Linked DNA regions of Mus musculus: all the other regions are linked to region 6. The links are chromatin loops, found by intact Hi-C in ENCODE. Cell type or tissue: left cerebral cortex. All regions are shown on one strand. Region 1 overlaps Gm46107 (a long non-coding RNA gene). Region 2 holds the start of Nrgn (neurogranin). Region 3 holds the start of Olfr878 (olfactory receptor 878). Region 4 has its middle 6.9 kb from the start of Gm24764. Region 5 has its middle 8.1 kb from the start of Olfr145. Region 6 has its middle 6.4 kb from the start of Panx3. Region 7 has its middle 3.6 kb from the start of Olfr876.

The links. Peaks named below come from ENCODE experiments on the same cell type or tissue, not always from the same donor. Only the 100,000 strongest peaks of a DNase experiment are listed, where the experiment ranks them.
Region 1: a loop joins it to region 6, with 2.7 times the contacts of the local background. A loop is called at or near these places in 2 of 42 quality-filtered maps.
Region 2: it touches region 6 in a loop (2.8-fold over the local background); 2 of 42 quality-filtered maps call a loop at or near these places.
Region 3: it touches region 6 in a loop (3-fold over the local background); 2 of 42 quality-filtered maps call a loop at or near these places.
Region 4: a loop joins it to region 6, with 8 times the contacts of the local background. A loop is called at or near these places in 2 of 42 quality-filtered maps.
Region 5: a loop joins it to region 6, with 2.2 times the contacts of the local background. A loop is called at or near these places in 2 of 42 quality-filtered maps.
Region 7: a loop joins it to region 6, with 2.8 times the contacts of the local background. A loop is called at or near these places in 4 of 42 quality-filtered maps.

Annotation. Positions count from the first base shown.
Region 1 is chr9:37,563,991-37,567,990 of GRCm38, forward strand. Gm46107 (a long non-coding RNA gene) reads left to right here. Exons shown (of 2, transcript XR_001779124.2): 2 at 3,271-3,489. Among named protein-coding and RNA genes, the nearest start is that of Gm46107, 11 kb to the left of the region's middle. In left cerebral cortex, no CTCF peak of the experiment used is centred here; DNase peaks (open chromatin) are centred at 1,628 and 3,691; H3K27ac peaks cover 2,810 bases.
Region 2 is chr9:37,549,632-37,553,631 of GRCm38, forward strand. It overlaps Nrgn (neurogranin), which reads right to left and starts at 3,114. Exons shown (of 4, transcript NM_022029.2): 1 at 2,906-3,114. The coding sequence starts at 2,920. In left cerebral cortex, a CTCF peak has its summit at 2,377; DNase peaks (open chromatin) are centred at 1,195, 2,334, 2,723 and 3,136; H3K4me3 peaks cover 3,552 bases; H3K27ac peaks cover 3,676 bases.
Region 3 is chr9:37,916,193-37,920,192 of GRCm38, forward strand. It overlaps Olfr878 (olfactory receptor 878), which reads left to right and starts at 2,356. Exons shown (of 1, transcript NM_146798.2): 1 at 2,356-3,420. The coding sequence starts at 2,452. The coding sequence ends at 3,396. In left cerebral cortex, no CTCF peak of the experiment used is centred here; a DNase peak (open chromatin) is centred at 2,008; H3K27ac peaks cover 2,303 bases.
Region 4 is chr9:37,827,673-37,831,672 of GRCm38, forward strand. No RefSeq gene overlaps it. Among named protein-coding and RNA genes, the nearest start is that of Gm24764, 6.9 kb to the left of the region's middle. In left cerebral cortex, no CTCF peak of the experiment used is centred here; DNase peaks (open chromatin) are centred at 2,411, 2,961 and 3,309; H3K27ac peaks cover 1,433 bases.
Region 5 is chr9:37,903,548-37,907,547 of GRCm38, forward strand. No RefSeq gene overlaps it. Among named protein-coding and RNA genes, the nearest start is that of Olfr145, 8.1 kb to the left of the region's middle. In left cerebral cortex, a CTCF peak has its summit at 2,136; DNase peaks (open chromatin) are centred at 1,609 and 2,222; H3K27ac peaks cover 2,687 bases.
Region 6 is chr9:37,673,636-37,677,635 of GRCm38, forward strand. No RefSeq gene overlaps it. Among named protein-coding and RNA genes, the nearest start is that of Panx3, 6.4 kb to the left of the region's middle. In left cerebral cortex, no CTCF peak of the experiment used is centred here; DNase peaks (open chromatin) are centred at 1,843, 2,279 and 3,792; H3K27ac peaks cover 2,063 bases.
Region 7 is chr9:37,805,451-37,809,450 of GRCm38, forward strand. No RefSeq gene overlaps it. Among named protein-coding and RNA genes, the nearest start is that of Olfr876, 3.6 kb to the left of the region's middle. In left cerebral cortex, no CTCF peak of the experiment used is centred here; no DNase peak of the experiment used is centred here.

The DNA of each region.
Region 1 (4,000 bases), 110 kb before region 6:
TTAGGCAAAGAGAGTAATTGATAATCCATAAACAGCTACCAACCTATCTATTCCAATGTCTGGAAGGGGCAATTAATTGTCAGCCCAATGATAAAAATTCGCTGCCCATTCTTCAGTGACTGTGTGCTTGCTTCCTTTGAAGTGGTCATTACCTTTAGACAGGACTGACTTGTGTCAGGGAGCTGAGACCTCTGGGACAGTGGGGTTCTTTTTGTTTCTTTATTTTCATTACTATTACTGTCAACATCATTATTGTCATTATAAGCCAGCATGAACACATGCGTGCACAGGCTCATGGGCTGAGTTTATCTTGAATTAAAGCAGATTCTGTAAGTGGGGAAGGTCTGAAAACATTTTCTTGGGAGCATTTCCTGTGCCAAATGTTTATTATGAGCATTTACTGTATTTCATCTGTTTCATGCTGAGTGATCCATGTTATGTCCGTTTGGGTAGAAGGTATAGAAATCCAATTTATCTTAGCATAAGCATTGATTCACCGAAAGGGTCAAGTGTTGAGTTTCAATTCAGTCACCATGAAGTAAACTAACCCCGTTTACCACACATTCCCTTCCTGAATTGTGGTGTTACCAGTAGCTTCTGAAACTGCTAGCTATATAATCTTCCTTATAATCAATGGTTTTAGGTATTCTGCCATAGTAATGGAAAGCTGACTAACAAAATGGGTAAATGCATATGACAGGGTGCCAGAGACCAACATACCCCCCATAGAGGGGAGAGAGAGACAGAGAGGGAGAGAGAGACACACACACATACACACAGAGACAGAGACAGACAGACAGACAGATAGACACAGAGAGAGACACACACACACACACCACACACACACACACAGACAGAGAGAGAGATAGAGACAGAGACAGAGAGAGAGAGAGAAACAGAAACAGACAGACAGGAAGACAGAAACAAACAGACAGAGAGAAACAGACAGAAAGAAAGAGACAGAGACAGAGAGAGATACAGACAGAGAGACAAAGAGACAAAGATTTACAGAGAGACAAAGACACACATCTTTTAAAATGATTTAATTAAAAAATTTTTTGTATGAATATTTTGCTTGCATGTATGTATATGCACCATGTGCATGCCTGATGAAGACCAGCATGTTGGATCACCTAGAACTTCGAGCCTCTATGTAGGTGGCCTTGTATGTTTTGGGAATCAAACCCAGGTCCCCTGGAAGAGCAGCAAATGGTCTTAATTACTGAGCTACTTCTCCAGCCCTAAGAAAGGGACTTTGTTTTGTATTTTGACACAGGGTTTCTCTGTGTAGGCCTGGCTGTCTTGGAACTTGCTTTGTAGACCAGGCTGGCCCTGAACTCAGAAAGCCACCTGTTTCTGCATCCTGGGAGCTAGGATTAAGGCATGTGCCACCATTCCCAGCTGGAGAAAGGGATTTTCTTTTATGGACCATGTGAATGGGTCGGAGAACAACCTGCCAGAGTAGATTCTCTCCTATGTGAGTAGCAATCAGGATCTAATTCAGATGTGAACCAGGGATCTAATTTAGGACAATTCACCAGGCCTGGTGGCAAGCACCTTTACCTATGAGCCACATCACACCAGTGCAGTGTCCTTTCCTTTTATGGGGTTGGCATGCCAACAGTCTTCTTAGCTGCACCATATGGAATAACTAACATAGCAGTGCAGAAATGTATCTCTAGCTCCTTCCGTGTGACTCTTGGCTTTGCTTTCTTTTGCTGCCAGCACCGACCCTGAGCTTTTGGCTATTGGTCACCTTGAACTTAAGCCAGGAACTTGGGATCCAAGAGGAAATGCAATCCTTCAATCCTAAATTCATCGATAATACTTTAAAAATTCTTGGAGAGGTTGCTCAGCTCTAGATGGGGGGGCTCTTGCCCTTGCCTGTGTCAATCTGTGTGGTAAGGGAGAGGAAATGTTATAAGTAACCCAGCCCATGTGGTCTGACAGGTTGCTCTCTACCTGCAGTGTCCTCCATGCTTTTGCTTGGAGTTGGAGGGAAATCAGGGGTCCACAATGGAAGGACAGTGTGCTAGACAGTGATTAAAGAAAGCCTGCCTTATTATATAATGTATAATAATATGTAGTCTTAGTATATCAAGTCATGTCATGATCAAGATAATCCAATGAAGCAAATGTATTCGTAGACAAGGACTTCAAGGGGGAAGCAGTGGCTAAGTAGCTTGAGCAAGGGCATACAGGTAATAGGCAGCAAACCTACAGTTCCCTTTAATGTCAGCCTCTGCACTATTTGGTCATTTCTACTGCCTTGATAGGTTCCTTTACAATCTATATACATCATAGTGTCAGAGATCCATTTGCACATCAGGAAATCATCTTCAACCCTTTGTTCCCTTCTAGGAGAAGCCACCTCAGCATCAAAGGCACTTTGAAGTGTGTACTTCCTTCTAGAGTAACAAGCCTAAACAAAACCAGGCACTTACTGGATGCTTAATAAGGATGAGATGACTGGATTCAGGGCTCAGAATGATGTTGGGTCTTTTATGTTTCTCCCTGTCTTTCAGCAAGGGTTCCCTCAGAGGCTTTCTGCTGGTTATATCCTCAGATAGGTATGATATAAGAAAGATAACCAGTTGTTGACATTCTAAAACTTTCAAGGAAAAGAGATCATCTTACTATGTATCCGTACAAGACAATTTTGGGGAGGGCTCTAAGTACGTATGCCTTGGGAATTTGCCCATTGTGTTAGGCAGCTTTCCATTCCTGTGACAAAGTTCTGGAAACCATCAGTTGTAAGGAAGAAAGATTTTTTTTTAACAGCTCACAGCTTCAGAAAGTCCCAGCCTGTGTGCCTTTGGCCCTGTTGCTTTGGGTCTGTGATGGGGCAATACCTCGCGTTGCTCATATGTGGTGGAGGAGGTCATTTACCTCATGGGAGCAAGGAAACAGAGGGAGGAAAGGGTCAGGATCCAGAGACCTGACTTCCTCCCACTGGGAAGAAACTACTGATCTGTCAAAAATCTGTCTGGAGATCAAGTCTTTAACACACATGGGCCTTTGGAAAGCATTCAGGATCCAACCTATAACACCCACCACACTGACATATATTCTAGGACCACATAGAGTCAGGGTGATGGTGGCCAACCCCAGGAAAGGATGCTGGCAGTTAAAACCATTTTTTTCCACCAATTTCTAGCAAGGTGGAATCATTAAGATACAGAGCTGTGTCCATATCTTTACTTCTCAGTGTCTCCTGGCACTTCCGTTGCAACGCTGCTTGCTCATTGTGCCTTCTTTTCTTCTCCACAGAAGCTGTCAATGCCTGCAGAATTTGGCCCTTCATTTTGAGACCCCAGCATCTAGCATAGTGCTTGACCTACAGCAGAAGTTCAATAAATATCTACTGAATGAATGCTATATACTGTTATGGTTTACATAGTTTACAATGCTATGGTTAAAAATATAAGCATTCTCCAAAGGTCTACTACCTAGCGTGTACCACAATAAAAACTGTTCAAAAGCTCAAAACCTGCTGTATAATTTATCAGTAAATTACAAGTACCTCGCCAAAAAATTTTTATGTGTGCACCTCATTTCAAATCAGACATCATGAAAATTTATGTGCCACATGTTATAAGCCTTGCACTCAGCTGGGTGCAGAGGAGGTGAGGGAGGCTGCAGGAAGGAGGGTGGAGGCGCAGCCTATGTGGAGCCTCTGATCTTGTCGGGAGGCAAGAGAACCATGGCAATTAGGGAGCCTCTCCAGGACAACATGCAATAAGTTTCTCCATCTGAGCTCCGGTGCTCCGTGGGGGAAATCTAGGGTCTCTTTAGGTTCCCAGGAGGAGCTTGGGGTCATATTCAAGACAGGGTTAGAGGAGTGACAAAAAGAACTGGATAAAAAAATGACACGCAGAAAGGTTAAAGACTTCAGATGACTCAGGTTGGAGAAGAGAAGGCTGAAAGGAAACTGAATCATTTTCTTCAAGACAAAGAAGGGCTCTGGCTGGGGGATGATGGCCAGCTGTCCTCCGTTGCC
Region 2 (4,000 bases), 120 kb before region 6:
GGGGTCACCTGGGAGTGGGAGAATGTACTTGCCAAAAAAAAAGGAGGAGCCATGGATGGCCACATTCCTTTGCCTCAGAGACTCTCATTTTCTTCAGGGCCAAGCAGAACTTAGCTCAGGTGAATTGTATCCTTCAGCTCCCCAAATCCAAACAGCTTTAAGAACTATGCCTGTCGGCTGTCCCTTATATATCAGGCCCTGTGCCGAGTACCTGGGACATTTTATGCCATGTAATCTCCATTTTAGAAGTCAAGAAACAACCTCAGAGACATTTTATAGCTCCCCCAGGTTGCATAGCAAAACAACAGTGAAATGGTCCTCTTCAGAATTTGTACTTTTACCCCCTGCCTCAGGGCGGGTGGTTACTTCGATACTGTTAGCTGGTACACAGTCAACGAGACTACAAAGGAGAAAGGAGTGGGCTATCAAAACAGATTTCTTTTTCTTTTCCTATTAGACGAAGGCAGGAAAGTCATGTACATTTGCGATGTCAATCAGACACTGGAACATCGAATAATAGCTCCTTTAAAAACATCCCCTTGAAAAAGAACACTGATGTTTTCTTCTTCCTCATTTCTCTCTAAGCTTGCTTACCAAGGGGGAAAAGAACAAGTAAGGCACGGCTAGATTCTTCCCAAACATCAGGTAGGATGGTCATGGAAGAGAACTCCAGAGCAAAAAGATGAGGAAGGCATACTGTTCTCTTTACAGCGCAGGGATGCCTGGTAGCAGCCCTGCCCTCTTCCAGTCCTCCGCCCTTTTTTGCCCCCTCTTTTCCTTCTTTCTGCCTCCTTCCAACTCCACAGAATGAGACTGATGCTGAATATTATCTGGCCCTTTGGTCCAGTGGACTTGGGACATAAAAAAACAGAGACTGTGTCAGGGCCCAGTGCAGGAGGTGCCCCTGGACCCTGGACATTCAATACCTCTGGCAGTCCCTCTTCCTCTAGGGGACACTGATTTCAAACACATTAACCACACCCTCAGCCATTATCTATCAGTATTAGTTATCTGTGGTGTAGCTATCTACTTGCCATGCACCAATGGCTTCCTGGGTATTTTTATAAGCACTAACCAGGAGAGACAAGGTTGGAGGCCTGAGCCCCACATCTCACCCTCTTCATCCTTCTCAGGCTTCCTAGAGTCTTCACCCATTCATGTCTTCCCTGCTGGCACATCTCCCGATTCCTTTCCCCATCCTTCTTGGCTTCTCAGCCTTTTCTTTCTTGCCTAGCAGTTACCCTCCTCCCCTGTTGACTCATATCTCATAATCTGCCATCTATCTATTTATTTTTTATTTTTTTACTTAATGGAACATTGCTGGGGATGAGGGGCTCTTCCTCAATTGAGACTGAAGACCCACACCTTTCCTTTCCCAGCCAAAAAGTGATTCTTGGGCTCAGTGTGTAGCTCAGAAGCAGAGTACATATTTAGCAGGCATAAAGTCCAGAAGTCAATCCCCAGCACCAAAAATAAGTAAGTAAATAAGCAAATAAGCAAACAAACTGTTCCCTGGAGAATAGCAAACCGCTTCCTTGGAAGAAGCCCTGGATAGTGTTCTTCAAAGGGCGGAACTGTATGTGATTGGCATGCTTGTATATGTATATGTATATGTATATGTATATGTATATGTATATGTATATGTATATGTATATGTATATATTTTTTCTGATCTATACATTTACTGCTATGAGCATTTACAGTAATGAAAATCAGTATGCTTCAAAGAGGGATTGGAGGGCAATCTTTTGAGAGGACAGGGCTCCACACTTGTCAAAGGTGCCTACTTGGGGAAAAAAAATCACATTTCTAAGCCCCATTTGTACAACTGTAAAAGACCTACCTACCTGGGGTGATCAGGCACTCTGGCAGCTGTTATTTATTTAACAAGAGTTAAAATGTCAGCAATGGCTTGCCCCTAAGTTCTCACTGCGTCTTGGACACTGGGCATTGGGAAGTGTCACCTCTCAAAGATATGGGCTATTCCTCCCTTCCAAACTTATTTATTTTGCACATTGTGGGAGAAAGGTGGGGTTCCTGCTGTCGTTAAGTAACCTCTGGAGTCTTTAGCCAGAGTGACAGAAAGAAAACACTAGGAATTTGGAGTCGTCTCTTTCCTTAGATCGGAGGCTAAGAATAAGCAAACACGTTTTATATAGGTATGGGTCACTCAACTCCTTTAGCCAGCTAGGAGCCAGGACCAGTGCTGGATGCCTTCATACAAGAGCCCTTAACAAGATCTGCTTTGGCGTTAGGCACTTGCAGCATCCAGTTTCCGTGTAGGCGCTGATAGACACTTCCTCCCCTTGCCCACAGGGCCCTCTCACGGTCACTCACCCAGCACCTTCCAAAGGAGAAGGTTTTGGGGGCTGAACCAGCTCCACCCCAGAACCACACTGACTAGGTTCTTTCCTGCCCATCACCACCAAGACCAGGGTGGATTCTCCCCGACTTCGCCACATAAGGGCTTAGACGATCATCTGAGGGTCGTGAAGATCTTGCCACAGTCCGCGACAGCAGCAGTGGGATAGGAAATCGTTTGGGGGCCAAAAAATACCAAGGGAAAGGACTAGCACACCAGCAACTTTCCTGTGTCTCCGTGGGGGAAGTTCCACCTCTCGTCTAAGCAGCAGCTTTCCTGCATGAAAGCTCTGCTCAGATCCAGATACAACCTAGATTGTCTGGCCCATGGGCGCTCAGACGCCCCCGCGAGCTGGGGAGCATTTTCCCCAGGGCTTGGCTCAGATCAGGCAGGCGCCTTCCATCATCCAATACAATATTTCAGCACCATTCTTTCCCACATTGTTCCTAGGTCTTCCGCACCCACTTCCATCCCTCACTCACCCCCCAGGGGTTCTCGTGTGCCCCTTGCCCCAGAACACGCTGAGTTCAAGTATGGACTTACCGTGCAGCAGTCCATTGCCGGTGTTGAGGGTCCTTGGCTGGGGTGGAGCCTGGCGCAGAGCGGGGGTGGGTTTGTACGATGCTGGGTGGCAGCTCAGGGGCTGTCGGGCACTCCCCGACCAGCGCAGAATCCTTGCAGAACCAGCCTCTCTCCTCTTGGGTCCGGTCTCCCGCGCTCCGCAACTCTTGCGAATGTAACCTGAGCCCTGCGGCCTCGAAGCCAATCAGAAGACACTTTCTGCAGGGTGGGCGGGGAGAACTGGAGCGAGGACCACTCCTTCTCTCGACTCTCTCCGCCTCGCTCGCTTTGGTGCTCCAACCTCTCCACCTACACACTTCCATCCATTCCTCCTACACACCCCATCTCCCAAATTCACCCCCCCCCCCGCTTTCTAAGTCGCAGACTGCCAGGCAGATGTACGTCGGAGTAAGCACAAGGCCTCCAACATCCAGGGCACAAATACACATCTGGGTGCAGCACGCCCTACCGCCCATAGATAGAAAACCACGAACCTCACCCACCTCCCTGTTCTAGAGTCCCAAACATTACTCCCTCTATTTCCCCTCTCTGCAGAGATGCCCTCCTCACTCTAGTTACAGAGAAACCTGATGGTAGACAGCCTACATGATGGGCACATAGTGACATAGACGCTCCAAGCCTCATGCATCCATACATACTCCCAGGCGGGGTGGTGTGGTGTATCTTCCCACATACAGACACTGCAGACACAATAGGCAAAAACAACTCCACAGGGCCGTGTCCACACACCCTGTGAAGCACAGGTAAACGGTAGACCTCCTGTTAGTTAGCACATAGACAAAAATACCTGCATTCTCACTGCTGGCAATGTCTGCACTAAGTGTTTTCTTTTTAAAATTTTTAGCAAGAACACTGTATTGTCACACGTTGATTCTACGTATTAATTGATTCCATTGTGACCTACTTGTGCCCTTTAAACCATGTTCACCTGGTTACCCTCTTTTGCCCCTTCCCACTCCTGATAACCCCTACTCTTTCCACAAGTATCCCTTTTATTGCCATGTCTTTTTTTTTGGAATGGGGGGGTGTCGAGAAGGAACCCATTGAATTTTGTTA
Region 3 (4,000 bases), 240 kb after region 6:
AAATCTTGGAGGTGGGATGTGTGAAGGAGGAAGCTACTTACCTCATGGTAGAAGGAAGCATTGAGCAAGGAAGGACCTAGTGACTAGGTGTAATTTCAAAATCATATCCCTAGTGACTTACTTCCTCTGACTCCATCCCATATCTTAAAGGTTTTATAACTTCCTCAGACACTGTAATTAACAAGGAACCAAGCATTCAAAGCTTGAGCTCAGGAATTCATTTCATATTTAAAGCACAATTCCATGGAACCACAGACATGTGCCCCTTTGTGCTTGTTTTCTTTAATTCCATGATAGCTTGATATCATGAACTTTCATGGCTAAATGAAATCTTATTTTGTTACAACCCCAGAATTGTTGAAAATCCCACTATTTATTATCCATTCTACAGTTGGTTGACCTGTAGGTTGCTTTCAGTTTTGGGCTCATACATATAATTGTGCTATGAACACTACTTAGCACATGTTGAGGTCAACCTATGTACTTACTGAGCATGTGCCTAGCAGTAGAAAGTGCTCTTTTTTTTTTAAAGTTAAACAATGCAGATCAATTTATTATTTTATCCTTGCTTGTGCTTGGTTTTTCTTTCTAATCTATTTTAGGTATGTAGCTTGAGTTTCTAGGTTTTTTTTTTTTTTTTGCTTAAAGTTCCTGGCTTCAGTAAATCAGAAGCAGCTTGTAATTTAAGCCCTTTCTATGTTGGAAGGCAAAGTGATAATAGATGTACAGGAAGGGTATGTTTAGTTAAGGAGGACTTTGAAGGGTAAAAAAGGTGGCAGCCAGAGAGGTGGCAAAAAGGAGATAGACATTAGTCAATCTGCAAGACCACAGGGCCAGAGGGTCTGAATACTTGCTTGTGTTCTTTTTAGTAGTACAAACACAAAATCTGCAATCCACCATGCAGTATATTTAAGAGTGAAAGCACATGCTATTAATATTCATACAAGGATAAGTGGTGTCTTTTAGGGCCACTTGAGGAAAGCAGATTATTTTAGGTAGCTTCAGTGGAAACTTACAACTGCAGATGTTTATGTTTGATAGAATGAAAGGCAGCTTTATCATCTAAATAAGGGTGGTATCAAACCCTGAAGTACCTCCCATCCTATACAGATATGAGTGCTTCCCTCATGTGTGCTGTGGTATTTTAATCAGAGCTTGTTTATGGCTTTCTGTAGTGTAGGTGGCATCTGTGGTAGTGTCTCACTATTGTAAGAAGCTCATGGACCTAGGAAGATTTTATGTGAACTGTTCACTTTGTCTTCCCCTGAAAGCTCCCCAGGAGAAATAGGAAATGGTAGAAACTAAGTTTTGGGTCTTTCCTTCTTAAAGTCAGTTTTAGGCCCCAAGAATGAAGAAGAGGAAAAATGAGCTTCCAGACTCAGCAAATAATAATATAACATCCCTCGTGTTAGGGGGAAGTTTAAGTAGAACTTTAGCTCCTCTAGATGGAACAGAAATATCTAACACAGCCTGTAAACAATGACAGTAGGTTCATCCCCAAAGAGACTGATTTTAGAAAAATTCCCAGGGGGAGTCTGCCTTAATCAGGTCCCCAAGATCACTAAGCTATGCAACTTCTTGCAATATGCCAGCTTTTACTTCTTGTCAAAAGCCTTGTTTGTTTTCTTGAAGTTGATAGAGAGCAACTGGGACGATGCCCCTTAACTGAGGTCCTTCCCATGAGCACCCCAGAGAGCTGGGGCCATATAAAGCACAGATTCTTAGTAACAGGAGAATAAGAAGAGTGAACATCTGAGTATGTCAGACTTGTGGTATAGTGACACCATCTTCTTCTAAGATAATGGAAAAAGCTATTGCATAAAACTGCACTGATAAAAACCAAGGAGAAGGAAAGGAAAGTTCTGAATTCTATCTTTCTTGGTGGTTTTCTTCTAAACATATACACAAGGGCTCTTGGAAGCATTTATTACTCTGTAGCCTTCAGCATTGACTCTAAGGTAAGGTAAGTAACGAGATTTGGAGGTGGAAGGCAGTATAAACAGAGCCAGCAGGGAACAGTTTGAGCTTGATTTTCTCTGTAGGTGGGAACTTCATGTGTGGTTGAGAAAGAGTCATGAATAGAATAAGTTCTGCAGATCCACATTTAACAAAGCCTAAGGCACTGGGCTTTGAGATAACTCTTGGTTCTTGAGTTACTTTTTTTGAAAGTCCATGAGTAGCCAGTAGAAGTCATCTGCTTCCTCATTTATTAGGCAAGAACAGAATCCTTGTTATCCATGTAAATAAACATCTTGATTCTTTAATCAGTCCATGGGAAATGAGCTATGCTCAGTCACACTATTAGTGGCTTAAGATGAAGAGAATTGTAGATGAAGGAGGAGAGGCCAAAGAAAAGCAGGCATGCATACTCACTGGTTTACCTTCTAGAGCCTTCTTCCATTGTGCATGTATATAGCTGTCATTGTGTGTTTTATTTCACTTTTCTAGGTGATGTCTCAGAAGAGAATGGCTCCAAGAAATAGCTCCTCTGTGACTGAATTTATCCTTGTGGGATTTTCAAACCAACCAGCTCTCCAGCTGCCTCTCTTCTTCGTCTTCTTAGGTATCTATGTGCTGACTGTTATAGGCAATTTGGGACTGATCACCTTAATTGGGTTGAATTCCAGTCTTCATACTCCAATGTACTTTTTCCTCTTCAACTTGTCCTTTATAGATTTCTGTTATTCCTGTGTGTTCACGCCAAAAATGTTGAGTGATTTTGTCTCAGAAAACATTATCTCCTACATGGGATGCATGACTCAACTGTTTTTCTTCTGTTTCTTTGTCAATTCTGAATGCTACGTGCTGGTGTCAATGGCCTATGATCGCTATGTGGCCATTTGCAATCCTCTGCTGTACACAGTTACCATGTCTCCTCAGGTCTGCACTCTGCTGATGTTTTGTTCATATGTGATAGGGTTTGCTGGAGCCATGGCCCATACTGGAAGCATGCTGACACTTACTTTCTGTGATTCCAATATGATCCACCATTATCTCTGTGAAGTTCTTCCCCTTTTACAGCTCTCCTGCACCAGTACCTATGCCAACGAGCTTGTGTTTTTTATTGTTGTTGGAGTAGTCATCACAGCATCCAGCATCAGCATCTTTATCTCTTATGCATTGATTCTCTCCAACATTCTTAAGATTCCTTCTGCTGAAGGTAGATCCAAAGCCTTTGGCACATGTGGTTCCCATGTAGTTGCTGTTGCTCTGTTTTTTGGGTCAGGGGCATTCACCTATTTAACAACCTCTTTCCCTGGTTCAATGGAAGAGGGAAGGTTTGCTTCAGTATTTTATACCAATGTGGTTCCCATGCTTAACCCACTGATCTATAGTTTGAGGAATAAAGACGTTAAACTTGCCCTAAATAAAACCTTGAAGAGAGTGCTCTTCTGATGAGTCTGGTGCTATCATTCGGAATTAAATCCTTGTAAACATACTCAAATACACTTTCCACAAACAAGGCTTTCTTTCTACTGTTAAAAACTGGAGATCTTTTTGAGGATTATAGCACTTGGTATCACTTTGGCCAAACTTTGCATCTACTAAGTGCCATTATGTATTGTATACAATATTAGACTCAAGAAGAATATTACCTTGATGTACTTTCAATTTTCTTTCTTGGATTTGTCTAGGAAGAACATTTCTAGCTGGAAGAATGTGTACAGATTGGTACAAGGCCCCGGAACAATTTTATCAACTTTATGACCTGTCTTACCAAATATCAAATGTAGAGTCTAGGGTATCATAGGTAATAATCTTCTAACTCTTGAAGAGATTACTTGCCCAGGAAGGCTATAAATCTTCCCTTTCACGTACATGTATATACATAAGAAAAGTTCTCATCCAAGAAACTTATGAGCCCTGATTTGTAAGAATGAATGAAATCTCAAATACTTCATTTCAAAATTCCTGCTCCTTGAGATGGTAACTTGGACTAGTGATTTTCTGATTGGTAAGTCTCCTATGCTCTATAACTAAGGGTAAGATGAAGAACACA
Region 4 (4,000 bases), 150 kb after region 6:
AAATAAACTTTTTACCTCAGGGATAAGATACATTTATTTCCTTTCATTTTGTTATTTGGCTTTTGACTTGTCTTTTATTGTCTTAAAAATTTCTCTTGATTAAATTTATTATTTTATAATTTATGATATTTTAACCATAGTTGGAAATGCTTTATGGCTTCATAGTTTGTGAAGCAATTTACTTAGAATTCCATTCTGTTTGTATCATTTCATGGCTTAAACAGGTAGATGTCTGGTTTATTTTAGTTATGCTGATGTATGGTGTAAATGGATCCCACTTTATCTTTTTCCATATGGTTTTTCATTTACTCCATTGCCATTTACAAAAATGTTCATCTAATTCTAATTTTGAGCTCCTGCCTTTATCACATAGTAAATGTCAAGGATGTTAGGCTATTTCTGAGATTTACCTCCTGCTCCATTGGACTATCAGTCTACCAGTAAGCTAATCCCACACTGTTTTAACTATAGAAACTTCATTATGTTCTTATATCGTTAGGGTAACTTCCTACTTATTCTATTGTTTGGGGGCGGGACTTGCCAAACATTCATGTTTAACAATAACTTCTGTAATTAATTTGGGTTGACAAATTTGTTGAGAAATTAAATTGCAAAGTATAAAATGAACATATTTATTAGTATAGTTCATACAATGAAAAATCTGATAGCATAAATGCATTAAAAATCTTTTCCTAGGTTGACAAGTAAACTTGGGAGTGGGGTGTCTTAGTTAGGGTTTCATTGCAGTGAAGAGATACAATGACCAAGGCAATTCTCATAAAGGACAATATTTAATTGGGGCTGGCTTACAGGTTCAGAGGTTCAGTTTATTATCATTATGGTGGGAAGCATGGCATTGGGGGAGCTGAGAGTTCTACATCTTGTTCTGAAGGGAACCAGAAGACTAGCTTACAGGCAACTAGTAGGAGGACCTCAAAGCTTATCGCCACAGTAATACACTTCCTCCAACAAGGCCACACCTTCTAATAGTGTTATTCCCTGGCCCAAGCATACTCAGATCATCACAAGGGTGTTCTCATACTTCGGATTTTAAAGCTTCTAGTTGTGACACAGCTTTCTGGTTTTTGTTTTTTCAGGTTTCTATCAGTATCTTTGGCAATGCTTAATAATTTGCTTTATTTATTTTTTGCATACATTCTATTGGTTATATGTTTGGGTATGCTACTGTGGTAATTTTAATAAGAGTCCTCTCTTTTATTAGGTTTCCGATTATTTTATTATACGAACTATACTAATAAAATATGTCAGTTTTATAATTTGTAATATAATTTGTCACTTATAGATATTTTTATTTTTAAGTTTTTCTTTTTGATTGACATAATAACTGTGTTTATAAAACTCAGTGTGATGTTTCAATCTATGTATAATGATCAAATCAGGATAATTAGCTTAACTGTCACCTTAAATGTTATTTCTTTATAGTGAGTACATTAAAAATGTACAAATTTTGTACTTATTTACTTCCAACTTTGTTCACACTTATCTTTTCCCCCATTTTATGAATTAACATTTTATTATACCTTTAATATAGCAGCATTAAACAATAGTGAGGACTTTTAGTACTATGGCTTTATTCTGTCTTCTAATCAGGAATGGATTCCAAATTAGTTGCTACCTTTTAATCTATGATTTACATAACTTACGATTGATTCGTGTTGATCTGAAACGTCATCTAGGTCTTATATGTTAAGGTCATGGTCCCAAAGCATGGAGTTTCTGGGGGTGGTAGAATCTTTAGGATGCGGGGCCTTGTTGGAAGAAGGTTGGGTCACTAATTTGTGTTTTTGAAAGAGATATCAGGATCCTGGACCCTCTTCTTTCTTTTTTGCTTCCTGGTTGCTGTGAGGTAAATAGCTAACCTCTGGCATATGATCCCATCATTGTATACTCAGAAAGAAAAACAAACAAACAAACAAACAAACAAACAAACAAACAAAACAAAACAAAAAACAAAACAAAAAACCTCCAAAACTTCAAACCCAAACCAACTAATCAATCAACCAACCAACCAACCACAATCACAACAACAAAACATATCCCCAGTGACCATGGACTGGAACTTCTGAAACCATGTACAAAAATTAACTTTTTCTTTTCCAGCCACGAGGTGGACTTAAGCACACTGTATAACCTCAATTAGTTATTTAATGACTTGCTACTGAGTCTTTCATTATTATATCATTGCAAAAATCCCAGCTGGCTGTAAGAAACAAAGAAAGATCTCAGGCACCTTTTTCTTCACTTTCTCCAACTGGTATGGTTTAGCAACACTTCAGTACAATATAACAACCAAAATATTGCTGTTGGTACAGCCAAGATACATAACAATTCATTGCCACAAGGATCTCTTGTTTCCATTGCCTTTTTATATCACACCTTCCTCCTCCAAGAAGGAACATGCTATTCATGCACATTGCAACTTGGGTGAATTTCAATAGAATTATGCTGTGTGAAAAAGAAGCCAATCTCAAACATTAAATTCTGTCTGATTCCATTATATAATACAGTTGAGATGAGGAAAGGGTAGAAGTGGGGAGCATGTTAGTAGTTGCCTGAACAGAAATTATACTGGTTCTGTCCACTCCAATTTTAAACACTACTTTCCTTCTAATTTTTATGGGAAATATATGTAGCATTATTTAAGAAGGCAAATCTATATAAACAGTTTCATCTTTTAGTTAATACCATGTTTTGGAGGAAAACATTTTTAGCAGATGAGTATAATTTAATATTTATGTGTACTTAAAATGCAAAAATTATGGAAATATAGAATAATTACTGAATAGAAGTATGAATCATTCATATAGTGAACTTATGCATTAGCCAAAATAATGGAGAATATGAACTGAATCTTGCCTCCCAAACTGAGGTATCTTTAGAAAAATGTCACTGTGGTTACGTGTGATTCTTCCCTGCTGTCTCTATGCAGAATATCATTGCTTGCATAGAGCCAATGGTAAAATGACATTTACTCTGTTCTCTCTCCTTTATGTACTAGTTTTTAGTCCTTTTTTGGTGTGGAGGGTAAGTTTTCATTGTTATTTAATAACATAGAATCTGAAAGTTTTAAAGGTTGTAGGCATTTCACTGAAAAAGCCACTACTACAGATATATTGTTCTGCAGAGAGAATAGATACTTTCACTGAGTGATTGCCAGGGCTTAGAATGTACTACTAAATGTCTCTGCAGGGATTCCAGTTTTGACTCAACCGTGTTCCCTTGGCTGAGTCTAAGGAGGTTTATGCTTCTATCTTGGGATGTGCCATATTTTTTGAAATAAAATTCCATACAGAAGTAAAAGTGTGCTATTACAGAGGTGTTTAGGTGAGCATGTGAAGCAGATGTCTCTGGGTTTCTTTTTAGAGCTTTGATCTATACAAATATAAAGGAAGCCCTCCTTTACTTATCACTCCATGGTCCAGGCATCACAGATAGATGGTGCTCTCTTTCTTCAGCTGTAGACAAATTTCTAGGCACAGTCCTATCTTGAGATCATAGTCCCCATCAAACCCTGCTTTCCCAATATCTGTTTCATTAAAGCTGGTGGATTTTATAATCCTGTGCTTATAACTGAACAACTTTATTTCAGATAAACTATCATTTTCACTGCTTTTCTTCCTCTCCCTTGAGACAAAACCCACACCTGATTTTTAAATTTAAATTAGGTAAATTTATACACCCCATTTCACCTCTGGGGATCAAGGACTACATCAGGGCTTTTCAAATTTCAGTGTGCATAAAAGCCCTGCCCTTCAAAGCTTATGCTATGTACAAATATCTTTTATAAAATTTAATTTATAGATTCAGCACATTAAAAATTGATAACAATGACCATAATATAGAAGAGTCAAAATGATATGCAATTGTTTCCTGGAATCCATGGAAATGAGTTCCACAACCTACCATGGATATGAGAATCCAGCTCTGCTTGGAGCTTTGGAGTTAAGTCTCTTGTTTAAAATGATGCAGTATTTGGATA
Region 5 (4,000 bases), 230 kb after region 6:
AAATAATAAACAAAAAGAAATTAGAGCAAAACTGGAATTTGTCTTTTCCTTATTCCTTACATTTTTAATGTGCTAAATAGTTTATTTTATTTCAGGAAGAAGAGATTCTCTGAGGAGACTTAGGTTTTGTGCATATCTACGGTGAAGTGTTCTTCTAGAACGCCCCCCCCCCTTGGTGTCAACATCTTTTCTATGTGTTCTCACAGTATTTAGCATTTAGCCGTTATCTGTTCAGTTTTCTATATCCATCCCCACCATAAGTTGGGTGGTACAGTTTGTGCACACATCCCCAGCTGTCCCTTGTTGGCATCTCATACCTTCCCACCCCTGCCTAGCTTAACATGTGTCAGGCAGGTGTTATTATCTTTGGGCACAAGAATGGAGCACGTAGTTTTCGAAGCTGCTTTACGAATGGGCATTTATGTTCTCATTCTCCTGAGTATGTCTTTCTCTTCCAATATAGAAATGGACAAGTTGGAGTCACGGTCCATTCCTTGCAAACCCCAATTATATTTTCTCTGTTTGCTTGTGACCCCTAACCTGGTGACTAATGTAGAAATGTAAATCCCAACATTCCACACCTTCTTATATTAGAATGTATGACATTAGATGATTAAGCTCAATCTTTATCTAATTAAACCTTGGAAGGATGTTTAATAAAATTTCCAAGTTTGATAATTAATTTTTCACTCCATTTAAACTAATAGCCCAGAAATAACAGGAGAGAAAGCTTAGGCAATGAGAAAAAGGAATCATTCACATTTGTGACTGATTGTTTCCAAGTCCTGCCTGGATCTCTGTTCTCACAAGATGAGTTTGCTGAACACAAAGCCTCCAATACCGTAGCGTGATTCTTTTTTGCTGACTTAAAGTACTTACTACTGCTATGTCAGGATACATTGTCACATTTTTCTCTCAGATGTGAATATGTATTATATAACCTTCAGGATTTCCTCTTCAGACACTTGATAATGTAAAGGCTTTGCCATCAGTTGTTTAGTGACTTTATTGGGAATGGTTACTCCTTTGACATTTAAGACTTGACAGTAGTTGTAGTGTGTTATTTTCAGGCTTTTCGAGATAAATACGTGTTCCATTTCAGACTTTTACACAGAATTTTAGCATATATTGATAATTCTTAATCATTAGGATTTGATTGTTTAAGAAATGGGGATTTTTAAAACTCAGTACAATCTTTTTAGCTGCATTTTTTTTCCCAAAATGATCCTCTTTAGTCACAGATCACGTATATCATGAATGTATGCATTCTAATTTTGTCTAATGGATTATGATTCCTTGTAGTCAGCACTTAGTTTAAGAATCAACATGCAATGACTTGGATGAAAGCAGCTGTTCTATGACTGGTTTCTGTGACCTTTTTAATATATCTTTGTTAAAATTTGAGAGTCTTATTTCTTTCTGATAAATGATTTATTTTAGACCTGTCATGTTCTACATTGGTTCTGTTTTGAGACTGTTTAAAACTAAGACATGGGTGTGTAGTAGGATGTGCCATATTTGGTGTGATTCTGAGATCATGTGGGAAAACATTCATATTTGTAAAGCACACATTTAGATATTTGTTTCTCTGAGCACATAAATTCTGTGTGAGTGGGAAAGTCTGCTGACATTTAAAATAGTGACCCATGTGTTGTGTCATCCATGGTTCCCTTTTTACCTAGTTACATGACACCTTCCTCAAATTTCCATTAAGTTCTCTTGAGGCCACACAAAAGAAAGAAATGAACCAGAGATGAGAGGAAAATGGCATATAATTTGGTTGTAAATGAAGTTCAGTTCAGTTTTATTCAAGATATGACCATTTGTTTCATTTGCTCCCTTTATTCTTTTCCATTTTGCAGTGATGTCTCCCTTTAAAAGAAAACTGCCCAGGCTATCAGTATTTGAGAATGAAAGTATATATATGGACAAGAAGTTTCAGTTTAAACCCTCATGGTTTTCAATCCCTAATATAGTTTTGAGGCTTTCTGTGTTCTATTAATTTTATATACAGATTCTTACTTAATTTTTTACACAACTGTCTCAGACAATTATGCTCATTTTATAGAGGAGAAAACAACAACAACAAAATTCCATGAAGTGAAGGGACCTGCCTAGATTGGACCGATAAGATGTGGCAGAATGAAGAATTGCATTTGAGCTGTGTAACTCTAGAGCCCACGTTTTTCACACTAGCTGCCTTCCAGAAGGCTCAATCTGGGTGTTTAAGAAATAGATCATGCACTGCATATATATTCACCTGTACAAAGTCCAAGTTCTTGCTGCCTTGAGCTGAGTAAGACCCTGAATTTACTCATTTGAGCTGGAAACACTTTGCTGAACAACATATGTCAAAAGAAAGACACAAATGATTTTCCTTCCTTTAGAAGGCACGGGGCTAATAGAGTGAGTATGAAAATATGTACGTGGACTGATGGATTATTGCTTTATGGATACCATTGTAACATATTCACAAGTCATTTATTTAGGGTATATTCTTAATTCTACCCAGGTGAGCTAACAAATTCAGGGATCTTAATGCCTGGCAGATACAGAGGTGTTAAGTGAATGTTGAACAAATCCCCAGTGGTAACTTAAAATAGTGAAATTATGCAGTGTTTTAACTCATAATTTAATTTTTAAAAAACATTTTTTGCTTTGAATTTGAAAAAGAAATGCTCATATGGTAGAAATGTGTGAGATAATAAGTACATAGAGATAAGCAAAATCTCTGAAAGAAAAGAACGCCATGATCCTAGCACTTAAATATTACCATCCGTGGCATCTTGGTGCATGTTCTTTCAGAATATTCTACCCCCACTTTCTCCATCCCTCTGTCTCTCTTTCTGTAAGTAGAAAAACATGGACCTCTTTGTGTAATGCTATATAAGCATGTATAGAATATGATCACATTAAGTATCACTATAATTTTATTGTCTTTCTGTAAACATATAAACAGCTTTCAGCACAATTGATTGTATATTAAATAATTATTTTTAACAGTTACATAACTACAATGTGTTTAATGCTGCAATGTCAGTGGGATACAAAACTTTGTGATTGCTACAGAGAAAGACAGTATTGTGTCATTCTCATCACAGGGCTTTTAAATAGCCACATGTTATTCTGATGTCCTAAATTTCTCTTGTAAATCCTAAGATAAGCGTTCCCTTTGACTTTTTAGTAGTTATCAAATTCAATCATCCACTCCTTAGTTCTCTTCTCTTACCTTTCAACGTCCCAGGATGCATCTTGTTAGGTTAACCAACTTCCATAATGCCCACTAACAATTTAACTATCACTACAATTAACTAGGGAGTTTTTAATCTCCTTAAATATTAAAGAATCTTATTTTGGATTTCTTTGTCTTGCTCATCACTGATTACATTCATGTACAAACTGATGCCAGGCTCTCTGAGCCCGTCTGGCCTCACTCAGGCTCCTCCTCCTCTAGCAAGGAGGGACCTGGATTTTACCTGAAATGCATTCCCTTGATGCCTACTTTGTCTTCTTCCCATTCCAATAGAGAAGACAGGTCAATAGGGCTGATAAGAATCAGGGAGAATGAATTTGTGGCTCAGTGTGGTCTACCCCTTCCTCTGATCACAGTTCCTTGCTTTCTACTTAGGATAGTCAGGTTCTGAGAACCTTGGCTTCCTACTTGTAATCATGTGCTCTTTGGAAAGGAGATAAACTGTTCTCCATCCAGATCGGTTTGGACTTGGACTCAGATTAGAAAAAAAAAAAATTCAGCCATTTTGTGATGTAAAAGGAGGACATTGCAACGTCATTTAGTAGGTGCATATTCAAGCCAAGACTTCTAGTTGACCTTATCTTTCACAAAGCTTTTGTTTTTTGCTTGACTCCTATAGATAATTTCTTAATTGTTTACGGATTTAGAGAGGGAGAACAGTGAATTTACAGCATCAACACACTCTAACAACACCAAACTCTCCTTGCCATGTATAACATGTCTTGTCAATATCATTGTTGTTTTCTA
Region 6 (4,000 bases):
GGATGAGAAAGTGACACCGGGCCTGGCTTGATCTTTTGAAACCTCAAAGCCTACTCTCAGTGACATACTTCCTCTAGCAAGGCCACACCTATTCTTACAAGGCCACACCTCCTAATAGTGCCACTCCCTATGGGGGTCTTTTTCATTCAAGCCATCACACATTATATATGAAGTAAAATATCATACTTTCCCCCTTTGTAGTCTTTATACCTTTTATTTGCATATTTGCATTAATTTGATTGCTCCAGGCCTCTAGTACATCACTGAATATAAGTACATTCATATCTGATTTCTTTGTTCTATGGGGAAAGATTTCAATGTTCAATATTTGTGTAGGATGCTTATTGTAGACATTGTAGATTGTTTTCTTTCTTTCTTTCTTTCTTTCTTTTTTTTTTTTTTTTTTTTTTTTGCGTGTGGTGGTTCACCTTTTTCCCAGTAAAGAACTTTATTGCTAGTTTGCTAAGTATGTTTATAAAGAATAGATGTTGATTTCTCAAAAGTACTTTTCTTGTACACATTGAAATATTCATAGGATTTTTCTTTATATCTGTTATTATCATAGAATACATTGGTTGATATTTGAATGTTAAAATATAAAATATAAAAATGTTAAATATTGTGAAATAAAAGTCACTTGCCTCTAGCATTCTACCATCTTGATTTTTATTACTTTCAGTTTAATAAAATTTTTTAAGTACTTTTAAAAAATTATGCTTAAGCAACTTGTAATGTTGTTGGCAGCTTATGCTGGTCACACTATTAGCAATTTAAAAAAACAAAAACAAAACTATTTTCAGTAAGAGTATACAGTACCAGTACCATCTTTTCCCCAGTAAGTATTTGGAAAAATTTACAGGTGAAAATATGAAGTCTTGGAGTTTTCTTTGTGTGGAAGTTATATTGGTGGGTATAATTTTTTTAGTGAACATGTGACGGTGTAGAATGTGTAGTTTTCCTTGTGTGGCTTATATGTTATAGTTTCCTACTGCTGCATACACGGTTCACAAAACCTTAGGGCCTAAAACAACAACAGAAGCTGTTTATAAAGCTTCTGTCGATAAGAGGCTGGAGAGCAGTTTTGTTGAGTTGCTCTGGCCTCTGGCTAGTTTACCTTCAGTCTCAAATGTTCTTGGTGGTTATTATTTACCTGGAATCAGTCTCTTCAGAGGGTGATGTGGCAGCTGGCTTTCCTGGAGCAGATGATCTAAGAGAAGAGGCAGACAGAACTCTGCAGTGAACAAGAATAATCACATGACCTTAACTCTTTGCCTGTCTATGTATTTTCTGTAATTTAACTTGCAATATATCCTGAACATTGTGTATAAAAACATCTCAAAATTCCAGTTACTCCAGCAAGTCTGTCACCAAAGGTGGGTCTTATTTCTTCTGTTAGGCACACAGGGGAGATGCTAATCACTTCCTAAACAGGACCTGGCATGGTCGGCCTTGTGGTGAAGAGGCAGTAAGATTCATTTTGCATTAGTGTCCCACACTCTGAAATATGTCTTCAGGCTTTTGACTGAAAGTCTTTCAACTTTGAAAGACTGGGACCTTCCTTTACTCACTTGAGAGTGTTTTCATTTAGCTCCTGAGCCTCTAGTTATAGGTGGCTTCAACATATGGCCCATGTTTTTAAGGATGTTGAGTTTTCAGGAGTGAGCTCAGAGCTCACCCTTCCTTCAAGACCACCTTCGCTTTGCAAGCCCCACAGGCTGGAGGGATTTCACTTTGCATAGGATTCTGTGTGGATAACAGTTGATATATTCCCAGCACCCAGCAAATGTCCTGTGGGGAAAAGTGGCCATGTGTTTGAGACTCCTTCAGCTTCCATCTGTCGTTCCACCCCTGTAACAATTTAAGGCTTTGATGGCTCATTTTCTCCCAGACAGAGGCTTTCTACTTGAACCAAAGCCAATGGTGAACTGCTGCCCAGAAGCCGACGCTTCACCCAGAGTAAAAATTCCTGGTGATACATATACTTCCCCATATGGTCTTACAAAATAATTTGTTAGGATACTAAATTTCTATAATTTCTATGTCTCATAAGGTTACTGGCTTATAGTAATATTTCATTATTTTAATTTACATCACATTTATTTATTTATATGTTCATTAACTATTTCTGTGAAATAAATTACTTAATAGCTTTAAACAGTGAATGCATCATTTTCACTCTCTGTAGGGCAGGAGTGTGGGAGCGGCTTACTTAAGAGTGTGCACAGGTTACATTCAAGAGATTTTCATTGCTCGCCTGAGGGCTGAACTGGGCTTGAGATGCCTTAAGGCACCTGCGTCACATCCCAGATGCCTTACTCACGTGCTTTTGGCAGAAGGCCTTTGCGGCTGACAAAATACCTCAGTTCCTTACATGTGGCCCTTTCCACAGGACTGATTATTTTATGAACTGGTTCCTGACATTTTCTGTAGTGAGCAATCATAGAAGCATAGATGTATCAGACTCAGAAAAAAACCCAATGCTGTTGCTGAGGACTCTGTATTTGCTCTCATGAATGCAGATGAAGGTGCTGGAAAGATAGTTACAGGACATAAGGACTACTGATTTAGTGACTACTGTGTTAAACCAATCCCCAAAGAACATATTGATATCATATAGGCTAATGTGTAAGAGAATGCATTAATGATGACTAACTAAAAATAGGATAGTTTGAGTCTGAGGTGCAAAGTCTACTGTTGACTCAATAATCTCCTTCACACATGCCATAACTCAGGCTGGAGAAATGGCTCAGTGGTTAAGAACAGTGGCTACCCTTTCAGAGGATCCAAGTTCAATTCCTAGCACCCACATGGTAGTTCACAATTGCCTGTTAACTCCACTCTCAGGTAAACCAATGTTCTCTTCTGAACTCCAAGGGTACCAGGCACACTGGTGGTACACATATATACATGCAGACAAAACATAAAAATAAATTAAAAAGAAAACAAATACTACAATTAATTGGAAAGCTGACCAGATAGTATGTGATGACATTGGTTATCAGTCAGCATGTAATCTTTGGTCCAGCAGACACAGGGAAGAAGTGTGCAATGTGACATGCTATCCTCAGTACAAAATTGTGTTCTTCTCTAACACAGTTTATCATATTTTAGACACAGTACCAGAGCAGACATCTTGAGTGATCAATACATGATAATAAGGCTTGATCCTTGAAATACACACATACATATACACATGCACGCACACATGCACGCATACACAGGCATACACCCATGCCAATGAGAGAGAGAGAGAGAGAGAGAGAGAGAGAGAGAGAGAGATAGATAGATAGATAGATAGATAGATAGATAAGAGAGAGAGAGAATAGTATGCACACAGACAGGCTGCACATTGAACTATTGATAGAACTTGGCTACTTTAATTTCTGTCACACAGATGTGAACATTAGAAGGCCATAAAGGAACTGTTATAGGTGCCTCATCTGCTCACGTCACTGAAGAGAAAAAGATTAAACAAGGAATTGTACACATCCACAACACATGTATGTTTTCCTAATTATGTATTTATGAAAACTGTATTTATATTTGTGGGTACATATACATTGAAAAATGGAAGAAAATATGAAGGAAACTGAGATTCAGCACTTTGCATGTCTATGCCAATAGCTGAGTTTACTTTGCATATGAAATTGGATCCAACACATTGGGAGTTGGGCTCAAACCCCAGGATTCTTGAAACGCCAGCATCTGTGATGAGGCTGGGCATAGCGTTCTTCTGGAGAAGAACCAGATATTATCAATCATGAATTTCATACTTTAAAAAATGGAGCGAATTCTTCTTGGAATGCAGTATGTCCTCATAAGACAAGGGTGCTAAGAAAAGAAGATGAGATCTACAATACTCCTCCTGTGTTCAGAGGAGCTCAGGAAAGTTCAGATGAGGGCAGAATTAAAATGTGTAACTAGATATAGAACATGACATTCTCAAACCCAAAGAAAACTGACAATTAGGGATCTGGGTCCCCTCCTCTCTGTGTCTTTT
Region 7 (4,000 bases), 130 kb after region 6:
TATCATTATTATCAAGAGGCAATACAAACAACTTTTTAAAGTTGGTCTAGACCAAGTGAAAAGGAAAAAATAAGACTGTGTTATGTGGTTATCATTAAGATTGCAACCATCTGTGGAACTCAACAACATGAATCTTTGCAATAGGACTTCCAAAGGCTTAGTGTTTATCAAGACAGTGAATGTGAAGGTATATATTATTTTAAGACAAATGAATGTCATTTAGACTTTTGGGGGATGTGGGTTTAGGTAGTTAAGCCTTGATGGAGCAATCTGTGATTCAGGATAACCAAGTAAGGTTCTAGGTAGCTTAAGGGAGCAATGACTAATTGAGAACATGCATTTATTTATCAAAGCAACATCAAAAAATTCTTTATAGAAGAAACAATTTATTTGCATTGAATTTTATGGATGAGATAAACTTATTTTAGTGATTTGGTACTTTTATTTTTAACTTTTTGCTTTGTATTTTTGATGTCATGGTGAGAAGACTTTTTTCCCTTGGGAATCTTAAGTGTTAGTTGGCTAGAAATGTGAATTTTTAAAAATATCAATGAAAAATAGTCTTTTGGTTCTTTTCCTCTATTAAACAGAAACAATTTCTTCTTTCTCCAGCTTTCTTGAACTATTTTCTCATTTTGGGTGACAGGGAAAAGAAACTTGGGGAAAATGTAATTTAAACATCAGAAACCAAGTAAAATAGAGTCCTGGATAGGTCTGGTTGGTCTAATCTCTTTCCTATGATTACTTCACTCAGCACAAAGAAATAGGAATATTACAAATGAATGGCTCTGGTGGGCTTGTTGCCCTCCTATTTGCTCAGTGAGATGAAGTTTTTTTGTTTTTTTTGTTTTTTGTTTTTTTTTTGTTTTTTTGTTTTTTTTTGATATAATATACAATTTTAGAGCTGTTGTGTTTTTACTCCAGGATTGATTACCCAGATTGCAGTGACCAAGGATTTGCCATAGGAGTTGACCAAAGCAGACTAATTAGCATAGATGTTGGGGAAACAGCTGTTGAGACAGAAGAATGGCTTTGAGGCTACCCTGAGCTAGAACAGATGAGTAGGGGAGTCTGGAAGTCACTTATTCATCTGTTTATGTCTCTATGTTCTTGTTTTCTCACTGGAGCCTGGCACAACGATGGAGCAGCAGTTGGCTGTTTGACCCAGGTTACCCAAATGTTCAGACTCAGCTTTCCTGCCTGTTTCTCTTATCCTCATCTTTAACTAGAAAATGAAGTACTTCATCCAATAGTATAACACCTTGGAAGCTGAAACCTGGATTTATGACAGCATAGTGCACTGAAGTGATATGCAGTGTGGAAGTGGGTCTTGAGGAAGAGGCTCCTATCCCCCATTTTCATCCATCTTCAAGTGTCAGGAGAGAGAAGTGATGCTTATCTCCTGGCTGTGGTCACAGGAAGAGGTGGTGGGACACCAATGAACTATCGCTGGGAAATGTGGTAAGCAGCTCTACAGCCAGGAAAGGCAGAAGCCTTAATTTGCACATGGTTCAAATTCTCTTGGTAGTGAGTCACTCAACAAACAATGTGTAATCAGGTTAAGGATATGAGTGTGAATGATATTATTAATATTATAAATGATAAGGGAAATGTAGATAAATCACCTTGCCTTTAGACATCCAATGCAATTTGATAAGTTAAAGATACTGACAATGCCAAGTACTGATTAGGGATGAGATGCCCATTTATGGCTGTAAAATGTAAAAACTTGCATAGGTACATTTTTAGCATCTTTATTATCTTAGCTTTCAATTGGAAGCAATCCAAAGTTTTCCTAAGTGGTGAACAAAGCCCAGAACTTTATCCTGAGGGAAAGGAACATCATGTTTAAGTGGCTATGCATTTTATAACTTTAAATATAGGCAAAAAAACCTAGTAAGTCTGTAGTTGCTTAGAACTGAAGTTTGGGGTGTGGTTTAGCAACTTCCTCTTCTATGAAAACTTTCCACTTTGGAGGGAAGCTCCTTAAGACACATGGTGTTCTAAGGGAGGTGAGACACTCTATCCTGTAGGGGAGCTCTTTAAGTTCCACAAGTTAAAAAATGAGTTATTTCAGGAAGTCCCTAAAATTGACCTGCTTTCCTAGAACTCTCTCTCCTCACATGTCTATAAGCAGTGAGCATCTTGGAGAGACACTATCAGAGAGGCTAAGCTGCCTAGAAGAGACTGAGATAGACCAGGCCACCAGGAAGAAACAGAGACCAGCTGAGCTGCTTGGAAGAGACTCACACCAACTGTGCTGCATGGAAGAGAGATTCTTTCACATTTCATCTGTTAAGATGGCTGAGAATTGTGCTGTGAACCCCAAATTCCCATTTTTCATGAGGTGTCACCTGTACTGCAGAAGGGTCTTTGTGATGCAACTATATATGAGCCATTTCTGGTTCTGTCATTCCTTATCCATGCTCCTTGAAGTAACTCCAATTAACTCATTGGCTCACCAAGTTGGATTTAGTAGTATCCTTACTTTGTTCTGCCATTGGTTCCTTATCAGGAACAAGTAAACATTTGTTTATGTGTCTCATGAAATAATGTCACACAACGGAGGGAGGGGCTACTCATTATAGTACAGAACATTTTAGGAAAATGAAATAGCACATATTGATTGCACGGATACATAATTTATTAAAATTGCTGTGCTGGTTACAGAAATTGGCTCCATTTACTTGAAGTTCAATAACACCTCAGTAAGGCATATTTACATGTATCCATGTACAACTATGAGTGAAGTGGAAACTTCTGGTTTGTTTGACAAGTCAGGTATGTCAAGTGATGGCTGCCTGGGGCATACAGGTGAAAGAATGTTTTGCTGGGACAGACACAGGATGTTTTCCTGGGGCAGTCACAGGTGAAAGGATTTTTGGATATACCAAACACGTGGAAGGATGTTTGATGAAGGAGTATAAATATGATCCCACAGACAGTGGGAGATGAGCATGGGACATTGGTTTAGTTTGCTCCACCTCACTATTCTTCACTAATGACACACATGCATTGGTTCAACTTACATAGCATTGTTGAGCTCCACTTGTGGTATCAGAGTTGAGAGAAACTCACCAAAGAGCTGCTTATGAAATTCCTGTGGCAGCTCATTTGGGCCAGTTGGCTAGCTTTGCGGTTTCTTCAGCATTGAACTACAGCTACTGGTTTGGGTCTGATATCTGCCTGCTGAGAGGACTGAACTGAAGCTGCTGGTCTGTGTGTGTTGTCTGCCTGCCTAGAGGACTGACTGGTCTGCATCTGCTGAGTCATATTTGGTGTATGATAGGCACTGAACTGCTGCCAAAGAGGACTGCGCTCACCCACAAAGAACTATTGCTGAACAGGTATACTTCCTCCATATCCTAATAACTTTTCTCTTTCACGTGGGTGGTGGGAAAGAGGAAAGAGGAAAGGTTGAATGCTTATTAAAAGTAGACTGCAAAAATTATGACCACATATGAGTAACAGAGGATATGAAATACAAAAATAAATTCCTGAAACTCAATATAACTGGACCAAAGATGAAACTTGAGTTGTATCTCTGGTCCCGGAGGAGATACAACATCTTGAATAACCCAGAAGACCATTAATAGATAACTACCTAAAGCTAGTACCAGGAGCCAAAGTAGTATTTATTATCTAGCAGGCTGTTTTCTGATAATGAATAAAGCCTTTTTTTCGTCTGTGCTGGCATGCATGTAGTGTCCTCCACTGGAGCATGGGCAACCTGCCAGTGGCTAGATCCCCAAAGAAAAATAACTCTACTTCCACTGACAGCCATCAGCTGCCAGTAGTTTCTCAATGAGGGATGGGATCTGTGACTCTCCATTGTTGTGGTAGTATATTAATCTGCTCTATACTTCCTGGTTGGTATGTGCATGCTTGTTGCTACTGCCCCAATGTTTTAGATTCCTTGAAAGAAAGACATACATACACAGCCTTATAGTTTTAATACCTTAAATACCTCAATGGCTGGGCCACTCCTTAACTCCCCATG